Linked DNA regions of Homo sapiens: region 2 is linked to region 1. A link is a contact called in ENCODE Hi-C or POLR2A ChIA-PET data. All regions are on one chromosome and are shown on one strand. Each heading gives the region's core, a stretch centred on a gene start or an enhancer-like site at or near the end of the contact. The rest is flanking DNA. Distances are from core to core; before and after follow the strand shown.

Evidence for each region. Hi-C counts contacts between places; a loop is a spot of excess contacts on that map. ChIA-PET counts read pairs that join two places held with the same protein, here RNA polymerase II (POLR2A). Pooled maps may share reads with other maps.
Region 2: a pooled map shows a loop between it and region 1 (6-fold over the local background). The contact joins two enhancer-like sites. A Hi-C loop is called at or near these places in 2 of 50 pooled maps. POLR2A ChIA-PET finds 5 or more read pairs at or near these places in 2 of 52 experiments (AG04450 and SK-N-SH).

What each region holds. Positions count from the first base shown.
Region 1 is chr9:73,215,650-73,223,210 of GRCh38, reverse strand. No RefSeq gene overlaps it. Among named protein-coding and RNA genes, the nearest start is that of ANXA1, 68 kb to the right of the region's middle. RefSeq lists enhancers at 2,806-3,075, 3,146-3,285, 7,522-7,561. Within about 2 kb of position 3,155, at least 2 of the 41 ENCODE cell types and tissues checked have a DNase peak (open chromatin) inside an H3K27ac peak, as active enhancers do.
Region 2 is chr9:74,550,834-74,558,769 of GRCh38, reverse strand. All of the region lies in intron 1 of RORB (RAR related orphan receptor B), which reads right to left. Among named protein-coding and RNA genes, the nearest start is that of RORB-AS1, 56 kb to the right of the region's middle. Within about 2 kb of position 3,574, at least 4 of the 41 ENCODE cell types and tissues checked have a DNase peak (open chromatin) inside an H3K27ac peak, as active enhancers do.

The DNA of each region.
Region 1 (7,561 bases), core at 1,906-4,405:
TTTTATTTTAACTTATTTTTCAACTGAGGTTGTAGTTTGGAGTGGGGAACTTTGTGGGATGAAGAGGCTAGCTATCATCTTGTTGGCAGCTTTAAGCCCACACATTTCTCACATAGTGAGTATGTTGAGACTGTGAAGCAGATCACATTAAGTTGCACAGAGTTAAATGCTGTTTTATTTTAATAGCAATATATTTCATTTCATGTCTGTAACTTGTATATAAAAATTTGTGAATTTCAAAGATAGTATTTCTTAAAATGTTTAAGAAAAAAGTAATTAATCTAAAGAAAATACACTGTAACCAATAGTATTTGTAGTATACAATTATAGTAAAAAATAAAAATTTTTTTTGAGACAAAGTCTTGCTGTGTCACCCAGGCTGGAGTGCAGTGGCACAATCTAGGCTCACTGCAACCTCTGTCTGCTGGGTTCAAGGGATTCTCTTGCCTCAGCCTCCTGAGTAGCCTGGATTACAGGTGTGCACCACCACACCTGGCTATTTTTTTTTTTTTTTGTATTCTTAGTAGAGACGGGGTTTTACCATGTTGGTCAGGCTGGTCTCAAACTCCTGACCTTATGATCTGCCTGCCTTGGCCTCCCAAAGTGCTGGGATTACAGGCATGAGCCACCGCGCCTGGCCAAACATCTTAAAAATAATTCATAAATGGGCAAAGTATGGAAAACATTTGACTTTTTAATTAACTTGCTAATGGTCTCCATGCATATGTTTGGATTTCACACATGCTTTAATTGCTACTTGTTTTTGAGAGCATTTTGAGAGGGCACAATTTTTGAAATCAAAGAATCCATTCAAAATGCCAACATCAGCTTCTCTTTTGTTTTAAGGGGATATTTTTTTCCCTTCTTAGAATAAGCAATGCTCTGTACAGTCCATTAGAAGGAGGGATCTTAGCAAAAATGGTTTTCTCTAAGCATTGTTGAAACAGATTGGTTATAACACCCATGTCTAATAATACCAAGGAAAACAAAACAAAAAAAAAGACAAGTATTTAACTTGGCAGTACTTCCCCCAGGGAGACCACTTAATTTTTGGCAACCAAAAAATAAAACTTCATCAGATGTACATATAATTGAATGCCAAATTGTGGCATTCGATTTCCAGACATTATTTTCCTTCCTTCCAAGGAGGCATGCAAGCCTGTAGATACAGCATCACAGAAGATACTTTTAAAAACACTCTTCCTTATCAATAATGCCTATGGATTGAAGAAATTCTTGATTCTTAAACGGTAATGGATAATAATGTTAAGACAGATGTTCTCCAAACTGTGTCAAGTAGAGATTAAGTCTTTGACTCTGAGGTGATTTTAGGTAAAACAATGTAAATTTGTAGGAACACAAATCTTATACTAATTAATTGGTTGGGCTAAGGAAATTATTACCAACACTAAATATGTTCCTTATTGTTGTTGTTACATTGAAAATGTCTAACTTTGAAAATGAAATTCTGTAAACACAGCTATAGTACAGATCGTTGGTTTTGGAGTCATACTTTGGATCAACTCTAGCCTCCAGCCAGTTAGCTGTTTCATCCTAAAAATAATACTTCTTTAAGCTTCAGGTTACTTATCTGTAAAATGAAATAATAAGATAACCCAACTAAAAAGGTGTATGTAAATATTATATAATATATAATATATTATATATGATTATATATAATATAATATATTATGTGCTTAGAAAAGCAACTGGCACATTTAAGATTGAAGGCATTATTATTGCATTGATCTTATGCATACATGTTTCAAGGTCAATTTGGTCCTGTAGTTAAAATCTAGAAATGTCAGATTTCCCCACATAACAATGTTTTTTAATGTTGTTCATTAAATTTCTACATTTTCCTCTACTTTGCTCTATTTCATTTCCTATTATCTTCTCTTAAGACCCTGTAGTTGCTTGCATTGTTGCCTTGCATAATGGAGGATGTTGGTGGCCTAGGTTTTTGCTGTATTTCATTTTCAAAGATGTGTTCTCAGACCCTTAGATGTTGAATTGCATCTCTTTTTTTGTATTGTCAACTTTTTAAAAAGCTTGATTCATTTAGATGTTCACGGGTATGTTGTCAGAATGAAGCTCTCACAATCCACTTGGGAGAAGAAATAAAATCTTCTAGCCTCTGCTGATACATAATCAATAGGGATCTGGCTGCTTGAGATTTAACTTACCTTATAGCTACCTCTGCAGCATAAATGGAGATTAGAACCTTCAGGAATTCTGGAAGTATTTATAAACTTTGATGGGGGATTTTGCTTTCAAAATTAATGGACCAACCTTGAATGCTTTTATCATTTTGCTTCTGCTGAAGATAAATTATCAATCTAAATCCTCTCAAGGCATTCAGTGTTATCACCTTGATTTATTCTTAAGTTTGTAGGTTCAAATTCTTATCTCATCTCTGTTTCTCAGCTGTACTTCAGAGAGGATACACAAGTATGGAAAAGGAACTTTCCTAATTTGTAGTTATTATTGCAAACTTCTCACTATGTTATTTTGACTTTTTAATATAACAAAAGAACTAACTCAAAGAACAATACTGTATTAGTGTCCTAGGGCTGACATAATGAAGTACCACAAACTGACTGGCTTAAGCAACAGCAATGTATTGTTTTGCAGTGCTAGAGGCAAATGTCTGAGTAATGTGTTCAAAAGGCCATGTTCTCTTTAAGAAGTGCTAGGGAAGTTCCAGTAGTCTTCTAACTTCTGCAAGTTTCTTGGCTTGTGGCAGTATGACTAATCCCCACTGGGCTTTCTCCCTATCTGAGTGTCTCTCTTTGTGTACAAATTCTCTCTTTCGCAAGGACACCAGTCATATTGGATTAGAGGCCCACCCTAGTCTACTGTGATTTTGTATTAGTCTGTTTTCATGCTACTGAAAAAGACATAATGAAGACTGAGCCATTTACAAAAGAAAGAGGCTTATTGGACTTACAGTTCCTCATGGGTTGGGAGGCCCCACCATCCTGGCAGAAGGTGAAAGGAACATTTCACATAGTGGCAGACAAGGGAAGAGAGCTTGTGCAGGGAAACTCCCCTTTTTAAAATCATCAGATCTTGTGAGACTTATTAACCATCACAAGAACAGCATGAGAATGACTCACCCCCATGATTCAATCACCTCCCACCAGGTCCCTCCTGCAACACATGGGCATTCAAGATGAGATTTGGGTGGGACATACCCAATCCACATCATTCTGCCTCTGGCCCCTCCCTAATCTCATGTCCTCACATTTCAAAATGAATCATGCCTTCCCAACAGTCCCCCAAAGTTTTAACCCATTTCAGCATTAACTCAAAAGTCCACAGTCCAACATTTCATCTGAGACAAGTCCCTTCTGCCTATGAGCCTGTAACATAAAAAGCAAGTTAGTTACTTTCTAGATACAATGGGGGTACAGGCATTGGGTAAATACAGACATTCCAATGGGAGAAATTGGCCAAAACAAAGGGGATACAAGCCCCATGCAAGTCCAAAATCCAGCAGAGTAGTCAAATCTTAAAGATCCAAAATGATTTTCTTTGACTCCATGTATCAAACTCGTGTCATGCTGATGCAAGAGGTAGGTTCCCATGGTCTTGGGCAGCTCCACCCCTGTGGCATTGCAGGATACAGCCTTCTTCCTGACTGCTTTCACTGGCTGGTGTTGAGTGTCTGCAGCTTTTCCAGTCACACGGTGCAAGCCGTTGGTGGATCTACCATTCTGGGGTCTGGAGGATTGTGGCTGTCTACTCTCAGCTCCACTAAGCAGTGTCCCAGTAGGGACTCTGTGGGGGCTCCAACCCCACATGTCCCTTCCACACTGCCCAAGAAGAGGTTCTCCATGAGAGCCCTGCCCCTGCAACAAACTTCTGCCTGAACATCCAGGCATTTCCATACATCTTCTGAAATCTTTGCAGAGGCTCCCAAACCTCAATTCTTGACTTCTGTGCACCTGCAGGCTCCACACCATGTGGCAGCTGCCAAGGCTTGGGGCTTCTACCCTCTGAAGCAACAGCCCAAGCTGTCCCTTGGCCTCTTCTAGTCATCACTGGAGAGGCTGGGAGGCAGGGCACCAAGTCCCTAGACTGCACACAGCAGAGGGACCCTGGGCCTGGCCCATGAAACCATTTTCTCATCCTAAACCTCCAGGCCTGTGATGAAAGGGACTGCTGCAAAGGTCTCTGATATGCCCTGGAGACATTTTCCCCATTGTCCTGGGAATTAACATTCAGCCCCTTGTTACTTACACAAATTTCTGCAGCTAGCTTGAATTTCTCCTCAGAAAATGGGTTTTATTTTCTATGGCATTGTCATGCTGCAAATTTCCCAAACCTTTATGCTCTATTTCCCTTAAACTGAATGCCTTTAACAGCCCCCAATTCACCTCTTGAATGCTTTGCTGCTTAGAAATTTCTTCTGCCAGATATTGTAAATCATCTCTCTCAAGTTCAGAGTTTCACAAATCTCTAGGGCAGGGGCAAAATGCTGCTAGTGTCTTTGCTAAAACATAACAGGAGTCAACTTTGCACCAGTTCCCAACAAGTTTTTCATCTCCATCTGAGACCACCCCAGCCTGGATTTCATTGTCCATATCATTATCAGCATTTTTATCTAAGCCATTCAACGAGTCTCTAGGGAGTTCCAAACTTTCTCACATTTTCCTGTCTTCTTTTGAGCCCTCCAAACTGTTCCAGCCTCTGCTTCTTACCCAGTTCTAAAGTCACTTCCACATTTGCAGGTATCTTTTCAGCAGTGTCCCACTCTAGTGGTACCAGTTTACTCTATTAGTCTGTTTTCACACTGCTGATAAACACGTACCTGAGACTGGGCCATTTACAAAAGAAAGAGGTTTATTGGACTTACAATTCCATGTGGCCGGGGAGGCCTCACAATCATGGTGGAAGGTGAATGGCATGTTTCACATGGCAGCAGACAAGAGAAGAAAGCTTGTGCAGGGAAACTCCCCTTTTTAAAACCATCAGATCGGCCAAGCATTGTGGCTCATGCCTGTAATCCTAGCACTTTGGAGGCTGAAGCAGGCAGATCACGAGGTCAGGACATTGAGACCATCCTGGCCAACACAGCAAAACCCTGTCTCTACTAAAAATACAAAAAATTAGCCGGGCATGGTGGTGGGCACCTGTAGTCCCAGCTACTCAGGAGGCTGAGGCAGGAAAATGGTGTGAACCCAGGAGACGGAGCTTGCAGTGAGCCGAGATCACGCCACTGCACTCCAGCCTGGGTGACAGAGCGAGACTCCGTCAAAAAAAAAAAAAAAAAATCAGATCTCATGAGACTTTTTAACCATCACAAGAACAGCACAGGAAAGTCCTGCCCCCATGATTCAATCACCTCCCACCATATCCCTCCCACAACACATGGAAATTCAAGATGAGATTCAGGCAGCGACACAGCCACACCACATCAGACTTCATCTTAATTTAACTAATTATACCTACAATGGGACTTTTTCCAAATAAGGTCACATTCTGAGGTACTGGGGATTAGGATTTCAACATAGAAATTCTGAGGGAGACACAGTGAAGGAATAAAACATTTGGATATATAATTTTATTTACGAATCATTTACTTTATTCTAAGACCTAGTCTCTGAAAAGAAATCCTATTTTTCAGATTCATCCCTGGTAGATGAAATTGTAAGGTAGGACTCCCAAGCTTTTCAAAGGGTGCACTAGAAACACTGAGAGGAACACAGAAACTGTTATGTTAACTACGATTTGACTGTACAAGTAGAAATAACATATTTTCCGTAATGTAGCTGAGGTTTACAGTGATGTATAAGCAATTCCTAAACACACACCAGCAAAGCATTCAGGTTCTTACATACGACACTGGTTCATTAAAAAGTAACAGAGCTGAGTCCATATACGAAGCCTAGACAGACCTTATTATGAAAACCTAAATTGTAGTATAAAACTGCAAATATGTTAACACCAATTTAGATAAATTAATTGTCAATTGTTCAATACTCCAATCCACATTTCATAAAAGATGGAGCTTGATATAGATTTTCCTCCCTTCATCCAGTCACTCTAAATTATTTCAGCTTTAAAGAGGCGAGTCCTTGCCTTTCACATTGGGATATAGAATTTGGTGAAGTGCAGCCTGGGCAACATGGTGAAATTCTGTCTCGGCAAAAAGTACAAAAATTAACTGGGTGTGATGATGCACACCTGTAGTTCCAGCTACACAGGAGGCTGAGGTGCGAGGATCGATTGAACCTGAGAATTTAAGGCTGCAGTGAACCATGATTGTGCCACTGCATTCAGCCTGGGTGACAGCGTAAGACCCTGTCTCAGAAAAAAAGAAAAAAAAAATTTGATGAAGCACATTAGTTGTGGACTTTGGGTATGCATTTTACCAACAAAGCTCTATTTGGGAAAGAGTTAGTTAAATAAACGTAGTTTACTGAGCCACATGTTGATATGGACTGTGGCTTGCTGAAAATCACATTTATGCCTAATAGAGTGCTTAGCACATAGTGGCTCCTCCAAGAAAGAGTTCGTTGAGTGAATAGCAACAATTTACCAAGAAATCAACACTTTTTTTCCATTTGCCTATATTCACTAGGAACAAAATTTGAGCTGGAGACTAAAAAAGAGAGAATAGGGGTAAGAGCGAAAAGGCTGAAGACAGAAGGATGGAAAGAAATGACCAAAAAAGGAGGGAAGAAAAGAGAGGAGGACATTATAATTGATTAAGAAGAGACTGCAATTCCTCCATTCTCTTCATTACACTATGCAGCTCCTTGAGAGGTCATTCTTAAAGTACACTTAGACCCTCAAACAGAACTTAGAATTTAAAATGGCTTGCAAAACTTCAACATATTCATTTAATGTGAAATAAATGATTTGTTAAAAGGTGGGAAATTCCAAGAGGTTGAGTCATGACAAGAAGTTTTAAATCTTATTGGTTTATTTTGATTGCATTTGCAAGTATCTGATGAAAATGTGCAAATCAGCTCATCTCTGTGTTTCAGGCTTCCTGTTGATTGTGTGACAGAGTTGCCAGGCACATAACACATTTGTTTAACAGCACTGCATGATGAACTCACAGTGTTTTACCTCCAGGACTGAAAGTCCTTAATTTGTTCTTTGAGGAACAGTCTGTTTTCATCAAGAGACACGCTTTCGTTGATCAAGCAATTCTACAGAGAGTGACATTAAAGAAAAAGAATCTGGGGATAAGGGTTAGCAGGGAAGTATCTGCCCAGTACCCATGAAAACATAGCAGTTCTCATTTTCCAATTAAACACATTTATTAATTTTTAAATGAAGTTTTCAGAATATGCCTACATCCAGCACAATAGCAATCTCTAGGGCAAGGAAAAAAATGAAACAAAAGCGATGAAAAAAAAATGATGTGAATTTGTAGCAAGTGCTGTGTTTAAGGGAAGTAATTTAAGTGTCAAGGAATATATAACACATTTAAAATATGCTTTTGGTAAAATATTACTGTCTGTTTAGGAATTATCTATTATAATTTTTCTGAATCCAATTTAAATATATAATGGGGTGAAATATACGTACAATATACTTCTAA
Region 2 (7,936 bases), core at 2,325-4,824, 1.3 Mb before region 1:
TTTCTCCCTCTATCTCTTCTCAGCACTTTGTCCTTATTCTTCTTACATTGCATTGCTGTGATATTGTTTCTCCCTCTATCTCTTCTCAGCACTTTGTCCTTATTCTTCTTACATTGCATTGCTGTGATATTTTTAAAGTTCTGTCTCTCTAAATACACTGGAAATTCTGAAAGTCAGGTACTGTGATCCACTCAACCCATGCAAGGGTGTTCAATAAATATGAGTTAGATGAACGGGCAAATGAATGGATGCAGTTTATGATAACAAGTGAATCTTCCATTCATTTAAGTTCTGAAGTCAACATATGTGTCTGTTTAATATAGGCTTAAAATGGGAAGGAGAACTAAGTTAAAAAGGTAGTGAAAGAGGGAAAACTGGCAGAAGTAATAGGCCTATCTCAAAGAAGTGCCCACACAAGGACGACAGATTCTGAATGATTAATAATAACAGTCTCCAGCTCTGACAGTCACCCATCCTGCTCGAGCTCAACTGAATATCCTTTCAAACCGTAGGCACACAGGCTGGATGCAGCTATTTGAGGAGCAGCTGCAAAAGGAAGGGTAGCTCTGAGGGCTGTGAGAATTCAAATGGAATATAACATTAATCAAGATGTTCACAGTATGGGAAAAATATAGTAGTTTTAAAAATAGCAATATTTACATAAAGTAAATATTAATGAAAATATATACATAATGAAGCATATGTAAATATCTGCTAATAATTGTTTGCTCCGGAGGGTAGGACTATGACAGGCCATTCTTATTTTCTTGTTGTTTAAATATTTTCTAAATTTTATACAGTAATTGGTTGTCGTATCTTAAGTTGTATAAACTTAAAACTTAGAGAAAAACACAACATGAACCAATAAATGTGCCTCATAAGAGCAACCAGAAAGAAATCAAACATAATGTTTCCTCCTTGTTAGGAAATCAAAAGCAAAACCAAAAAAAAGGAACAAGACAGAACTTTACTCTCTATGCTTCTGCTTGTTGCAATTTGTGTGCTGAGGCCCTAATAAGTTTGTCCTGGTTACTTGAGTTGCGAGGGATATTATAAAGAGTCCTCGGCCGTTACGTAATTAAGGCCAAAGTTGCAGAAAGCCATGTTAACAATGATAGTGGGATCTTCTGTAAAAGCAAAACCATTTCCTTAGTCCAAATCATAAGTATTGGTATATTTGCATACCTGATTATATTAGTGTGCATGAGGTTGGATGTTCCAACCACAAGTCACAGAACTCCTGACTCAAATTGGCTGAAACAATTAAAGAATTTATTAATTCCCTTAAAATATCCAGAGATAGGAAAAGCTCAAGGTTCAATACCATTAAGGTTCAGATTGTTCTCTTGGCACTATTCTCCTCTGTGTGTAAGGCTTGCTCCTCATGCTGGCTTTCTGCATGGTTCCAGATGTTTGCCAGCAGCAACTGGGGTTACCTGCCTCCTCATTCGTGTCTGTGGAGGGGCAGGAGTAGCTCTGTCTCAAGTATAGAATAGTAGTTTTCTCATCTATTTATTTGAGCCAACAACGATGTTAGAGAATGCCATGTGATGACTGGCTTAAGCCTGTTTCCCAGAGCAATCCCAGGCAAAGGGGAAGAGGTCACCTTGATTCATTTAGACTGATTCAATCTGATAATGGGGATGAGAATAGGATCAACTTCACCCGTGTCTTATGAGCTACATGGGGAAAGAGTTTGCTCCTGGAAGAACAGCTGGGAGGGGAGGTACTAGTGGGTAGAAAAAAGGGGGAAATGAATACGAAATAGGCAAGGACATATCTACCATACGATAGTATAGTCAGAGCAGAAAAAAAAATTATCAAGAAATGAGTCAAGACATCCAGAATCTATTGACATTAACACATCATTTGACTGTGAAGAAAGCCACAAAATTTCTGGGTTTCAGCTATTGTAGCAATAGCAGGATGGTGTGAAAATATTTCTATGGCCCCATTCAGCTCCATTATCAGATCATTACTCATTTCCTACCGCCCCCATCCTGGCTGCCTGCTCCCCAGCACACAAAGCACCCACTACAGCATATAGGTAAATACTTTTAAAGGAATGACTTTCCTGGTGAATTTTTTTTGTTGTTGTTGCCATTTATCTCATGGCAGATCAGCCAATTGCTATGACCCAGCAAAGTAAAACAGTGTGTGGTGCAATTATCTGGGAAATATAAGACCATCTATGCCATCAGATAATGCAGGGAAGGGTGGGCTTTGTTTCCTGAACAATCTGCTTGGTCGCTGTGGATGGTCCCCAAATCCTCAGATAAATGGACAGGGCTCCACTTTTCTTTGGCTGCATAACTCCAGCTCTTTGTGAATCAGGATCAAACTCCTTGCTGTAGAGATAAGATCATTTATGCCACATTTTAAAAGCAAGAGTTCCTTTTGAAAGGCTCATTTTACTCTTTTAGTGTCATATGACACTCTTTCACCATCCCAGAGGGTCCTACGACCTACAGCAGAGGCCCTTGTGTTTCTACAATAACGTATCTCAGTAATAAGTATAATATATAAATGAACTGGATTCATATAATGCTTCCGTCTTCCCACAAATAGTTCCAAGGACTTACAGAAGTTATTTCAACCACTAGCCTTCACATTGATGGCTATACATAAATGTTTAAATTTCTAACAATAATTATGTTATATCAGCATCAAAATTACAAAGGCAGAAAGTAACGACGTCAACAATTTGCAATAGAAAACTTGATCTCAGAAAAAGTGAATTTAAACTTTGCAAATACATGCAAATAAAGAACCATCGATATTTTATGACTCAATTAATTTTAAAAAATCACCAAAATATATTTTAAAAATGTGAACACTGCCTAAATTGTGGAATCAGCTGTATGAACTTGAGAAGTGACTTCTCTGAGAAATTTCTGCTGGGCTTACAGATGCTAATACCTTCTTATTTTCCCACGCTGACATCATATGCAAACTACCATGTCAAGAACGCATTTGCAGAATACATAAGCAGTGGAATGAAACATTATTAGTTCTTATTTGCAGCTGCTGCCAACCCCTGAGCCCAAGCTCTAATTGGAATTACAGTGAATTTAAAAGCTGTGGACACTCCAGGATCTGAATAACATACAGGGAGCTGCCATCCAAGACCTACGTTCTTTCAAGATGCATACTTCTGAAAACTCAGAGTTAAATAAACCCTTGAGCTTCATGACTTGATGAATGCAAAGTTTTAAAGATATGTGACTTTGAGTCTTTGCTGAATTATGTATAGATTTGTTTGAGCAATAATAAATTTAAAATGGAAACATACCATATATTTATATGTATTAAGGTTTTATTTCTCTCCCATCAAAAGTAATTTTCAAAGAGCCGTTGGTTTCTGGATTCTTCTCCATCGAAATGAGCAAGCTTCCACTTTAAATGTCTCCTGATTACTGGCTGCTTCTCAGGCTAATAAAAGCTGCTAAATCACTGCTAGGACAAAGGTCCCCACTGTGGTACATGAAAAAGAAGATTTACAGTCATATGCTATGCTGAACAGCCTTGTCGAGGGCAACACAGTGCCCTGCGTCTGTGACAGGCTAAAACAAACCGCATGCCAGATCTGATTTCAGACTTACATAAGAGGCCAGCCAGGCTGTAGCCTCAGTGCTTAGGAGAATGAACTGAATTGAGAGGGGGCTGTGAGGGAGAAAAATGGGGGCCAGGCCATGCAATTAGCATGTGCCTAGTTTTAATGACTGATCTCCTCAGATAGCCAATTCCCAGTGTTGATTTTGCTTCTGCGCCCACGTTTCTCTCTAGGTCTTTTTTTTGCTCTCCTCTTCTGTACACAGACACATTCTGATTGAGAGAAACACCACCCAACCACTGGGGTAACTGTATCGTATTTGGCTATATTTACAACTATAGAAAGGAGATGCTGGCTCATGTTCTAGGATGACAAGATATCTTTTTAGTGGGGACTGAATTCTTAATGCCATCTTACTAGCAGAGAAAGCAGGGGGCACACTGCTGTGGCCTGGCGCTGCCAAATATTCATTGGTCATCTGAATTTTCAGGCTAGTATTTCAACTATCTTTCTACTTTAACTGAGACCTTTGTATTAATTCAGTCCTCAACAAACAAACAAACAGAAAGCTTGTATTGAAGCTATGATCAGATAAATGCTTGTGAAGATAGATAGTGACCTTCTATTCTTTTTTTTTTTTAAGTTATTCAAATTGCATCTGGAAGAGGCTGGACTTTGGGTTGTTCTACACTCCCTTCTAAGGTTTAGCCATGGCTAAACAGGGCTGACTGTGTCTGCTCATTATTTATGCAGCTTTTAAATAACAAACTCCTGCAACTGTCCAAAATGAAATGAAAGAGCCCAGGTGCTTCGGTGAAGCATATCTTTCCCTGATGTAGGATAGGAGGGCACAGACAAAAAGCAATGATGATTGGACCTAACCTGGGCTTCTCAGGTTGCAATTGCAGAGAAGGGAAGGAAGTCCAGTTCAAGATGCAAATACATGGCACTAGGAGTCAGGAGGCCCAGATTCTGGTCCTGATTTTGATGCTAAGCTGGATCACCCCAAGCAAATCACTTTACTTTTCTGGTTCTCATTTATCTCACCTGTGCAATCAAGAGTTTGGAGTAAATCAGTGGTTGTCAAACTTAAGTGTGGACTGAGATCTCCCAACGAAAGGGCTTGTTAAAGCACCAATTGTTGGACTCCATCTCTAAGGTCTGATTCAGCAGGTGGGGCCTGAGAATTCGCGATCTCCAACTGTTAATTGGAAATTAACAATTTCCCAGGTGATGCTGACGCTGTGGGTCAGGGAGTCACTCATTGAGAACTGTTGAATTAGATGATTTCCAAGAGATCTTCAAGTTCTAAAGTGCTACAGATCATTTCATGTCAGTTCTAGATGGTTGCATATTGTTTACGCCTGGGTCAAGAAAACTAAAACTGGCTCCATAGCTCAGCCTACTCTGGTTTTTGTAGGAAATCATAAGATCCCAATTTTCTTTGAAGTCATTTGCTTGATACTTAAAACAGAGGGTGTAAAATAATTGAAAGTGCAAAATAATTTTTTCAAACAGGTACACGGTCTATCAATTAGTGGTTGTACAAATTGGCCTGCAAAGATAGAGTGGGTGATTCATTTAAGTTCATGCTTATAGAACTTGTGCTTTCTCTTTGAATCCATTTACTCCTTGCATTTAAAAATCACATTTTTGACATAAATTTCACCTCACTGTTGAATACTACCCTTAGTGCTTGATACATAAGTGGTAATCTGTTAGTCACTGGTAAGTTATGTGATGCCAATTCTGGTTATAGTTCTGTTACTGATAAAATATGGCCTTTGAGAAGTAATTTTACTACTCCGGGTCTCAAAATTCTTATTGGTAAAAAGAGCATTCTTACAAGGAATTCTTAATATTTATTTATGATTCTGAATTTTCAAATATGTAAGTAGATGAAATGTTTGGTTCCTGAAACAGAACCAAAATGTAAATGAAAAAAGAGGCAAACTATGTAAGTCTCATCTGGTGGCTCCAGATTCAGGAAGAAAAATAATTGTTAAAACCCATCTGCTCCCGCCAGGACTACCGAAAATTGGTCTTCCTGCTTCCACTTCTGCTCCGTGCCCCTCTGTGTAAGATCCTCCAACAGCTTCTCCCTGCTCTCAGAATAAAATCCAAACTCTTTATCAAGGCTCCTTCCCCTCTCCGAACGCATCCACCCTAAGTCAGCTTCCCATGGCTTCCTAAACTCCACAGTGACCTTCTTTCTGATACTTGAACATTCCAAGTTTATTTCTTCCTCATGGTCTTTCCACCAAAAACACCTGTCTGAAATGCTCTCTCACTTAGGTCCCCGCTTTGATTCAGATCTTCAGACAGTTCTTCCATGACTGCCAGTCTTTCTCCATTATATTGCCCTATTTTAACGGCATAGCACTTATTATTATTATTATTATTTTGTGTCTTTATATCTTTATTGCCTGTCTCTCTGTGAGGGCAGAAATCTTCTCTGCATTGACCGCCTTATACTGAGAGCCTAGAAGGGTGCACCGTGCATGATATGTGCTCAATATATTAGTTTATGGAATGAATGAGTGAATAAATAAATGATATTATAAACATGATATCATTTTCTATACTGAGCAAAAGAAGCCCTTTTGCTCAGTATAGAAACATGACCCTACGTTGAACTATTGATAGCTAAACACTTATGTTGTGCATATTACATGCTAGCCATTTTTAAAGTGCTCTATTTATTAATATATTAATATTTAACTCTCATAACACTCTTAAGATGTAGTCCCATCATCATATTCCACATTTCACAAAGGAGGAAATGGAAGTGGAGAGAAGTTATTGACTTGCTCAAAGTCAGAAAGCCAGGAAGTACATGGCCAGGATTCAAACTCAGGTTGTCTGTTTTCAGAGCCTGTGTTCTTAATCATTATGTTATAGATGATAAGATGAAATTCTGAAAATCCTCCCCACAAAACATATCCTTGCCAAATGATTACCCAATAACACTTGATCACTTCCACTGATGAGATTCTCATTACCTTAGAATCAGCCCATTTCTTACAGTGAAAGCTCTGATAAGAAATTCTCCCTTTTCTGACCCCAAATTTCTCCCAGCTACCTCCACCCTTTAGTCGAAGCTTCACTCCTTGAGACCTATAGAAGAACTGTAACCTCTCTTCCACCTGACGGCCCCCCAGCATTTGCAAGCTACTCAGCATTGCCTCCTTGAATCTTTCCTTCTCCACTGACCGTCCTTTGTCCTTTCAATAGCCTCTTGTGTAGTGATACCTCAGCTCTCTTACTATGCTCTTCCCTGAATATGCTCCATCTAGTCTATATCCTCTAAAAATTTGGTCCCAGCACTGGATACCATATTTTTGGTATGATCCAGTCAACAAAAAAGGGTGAAAAAGTACTCCATAATAAACTTTTGAAAATCAAACGAATGGCAACCACTATAATTTTTTTCCCAGGACAAACTTTTGCATTCCTGAGAGATACTCTGAGATATTTCCATGTACACTATGAAAAAACCTAAGATTAAGTTAAACTAAACTATCTACTGTTAAGTCTCTAATTATATTGTATAACTTGGGATCCCTAAATTAATTTCCAATATAGTAGTCTGCCCCAATCTGTGCCTTCTGTGGTTTCAGTTACCAGTCGTCAACCTTGGTCCAAAAACATTAAATAAAAAATTCCATAAATGAACAATTCATAAGGTTTAAGTAGTGTGTTGAAATCTCTTGTCATCCCGCTCTGTCTCGTCTGGGACATGAATCATCTCTTTGTCCACTGTATCCGTGCTGTTGATGCCCTCCCCTTAGTCACTTAGTAGCTGACCTGGTGATCATATCAACTATTGTGATATCACAGTGCTTGTGTTCAAGTCACCCTTCTTTTATTTAAAAATGGCCCCAGTGCATTTGCTGGCGATTTACATATGCCAAAAGAAGCCATAAAGTGCTTTAAGTGAAAAGGGTAAAAGTTTTGACTTACAATAAGGAAAAATCATACTGTATATAGGGTTTACTACTATCCAAAGTTTCAGAAATCCACTGATGGTCTTGGAATATATCCCCCCTCAGACAAATGAGGAATACCATAATGTGAAAACAACAAATTTAATTTGTGTCAGTGCGCATACATTATCTCTAGATCGGCACTGTTCCATGGAATAGAATGCAAATGTTACATGTAATTTAAAACTTTTTAGTAGCTGCATTAAAAAAAGTAAAAAGAAATAGATAAAATTTTAAAATGTATTTTAGTTAATCCAATATATCTAAAATATTATTTTTATGTGCAAGCAATATAGAAATTATTAATAAAATAGTTAATGGTTTTTGGTAGTCTTCAGAATCAATTGTACATTTTACACTTATAGAACATGTCAATTTGGACTGGCCACATTTCAAC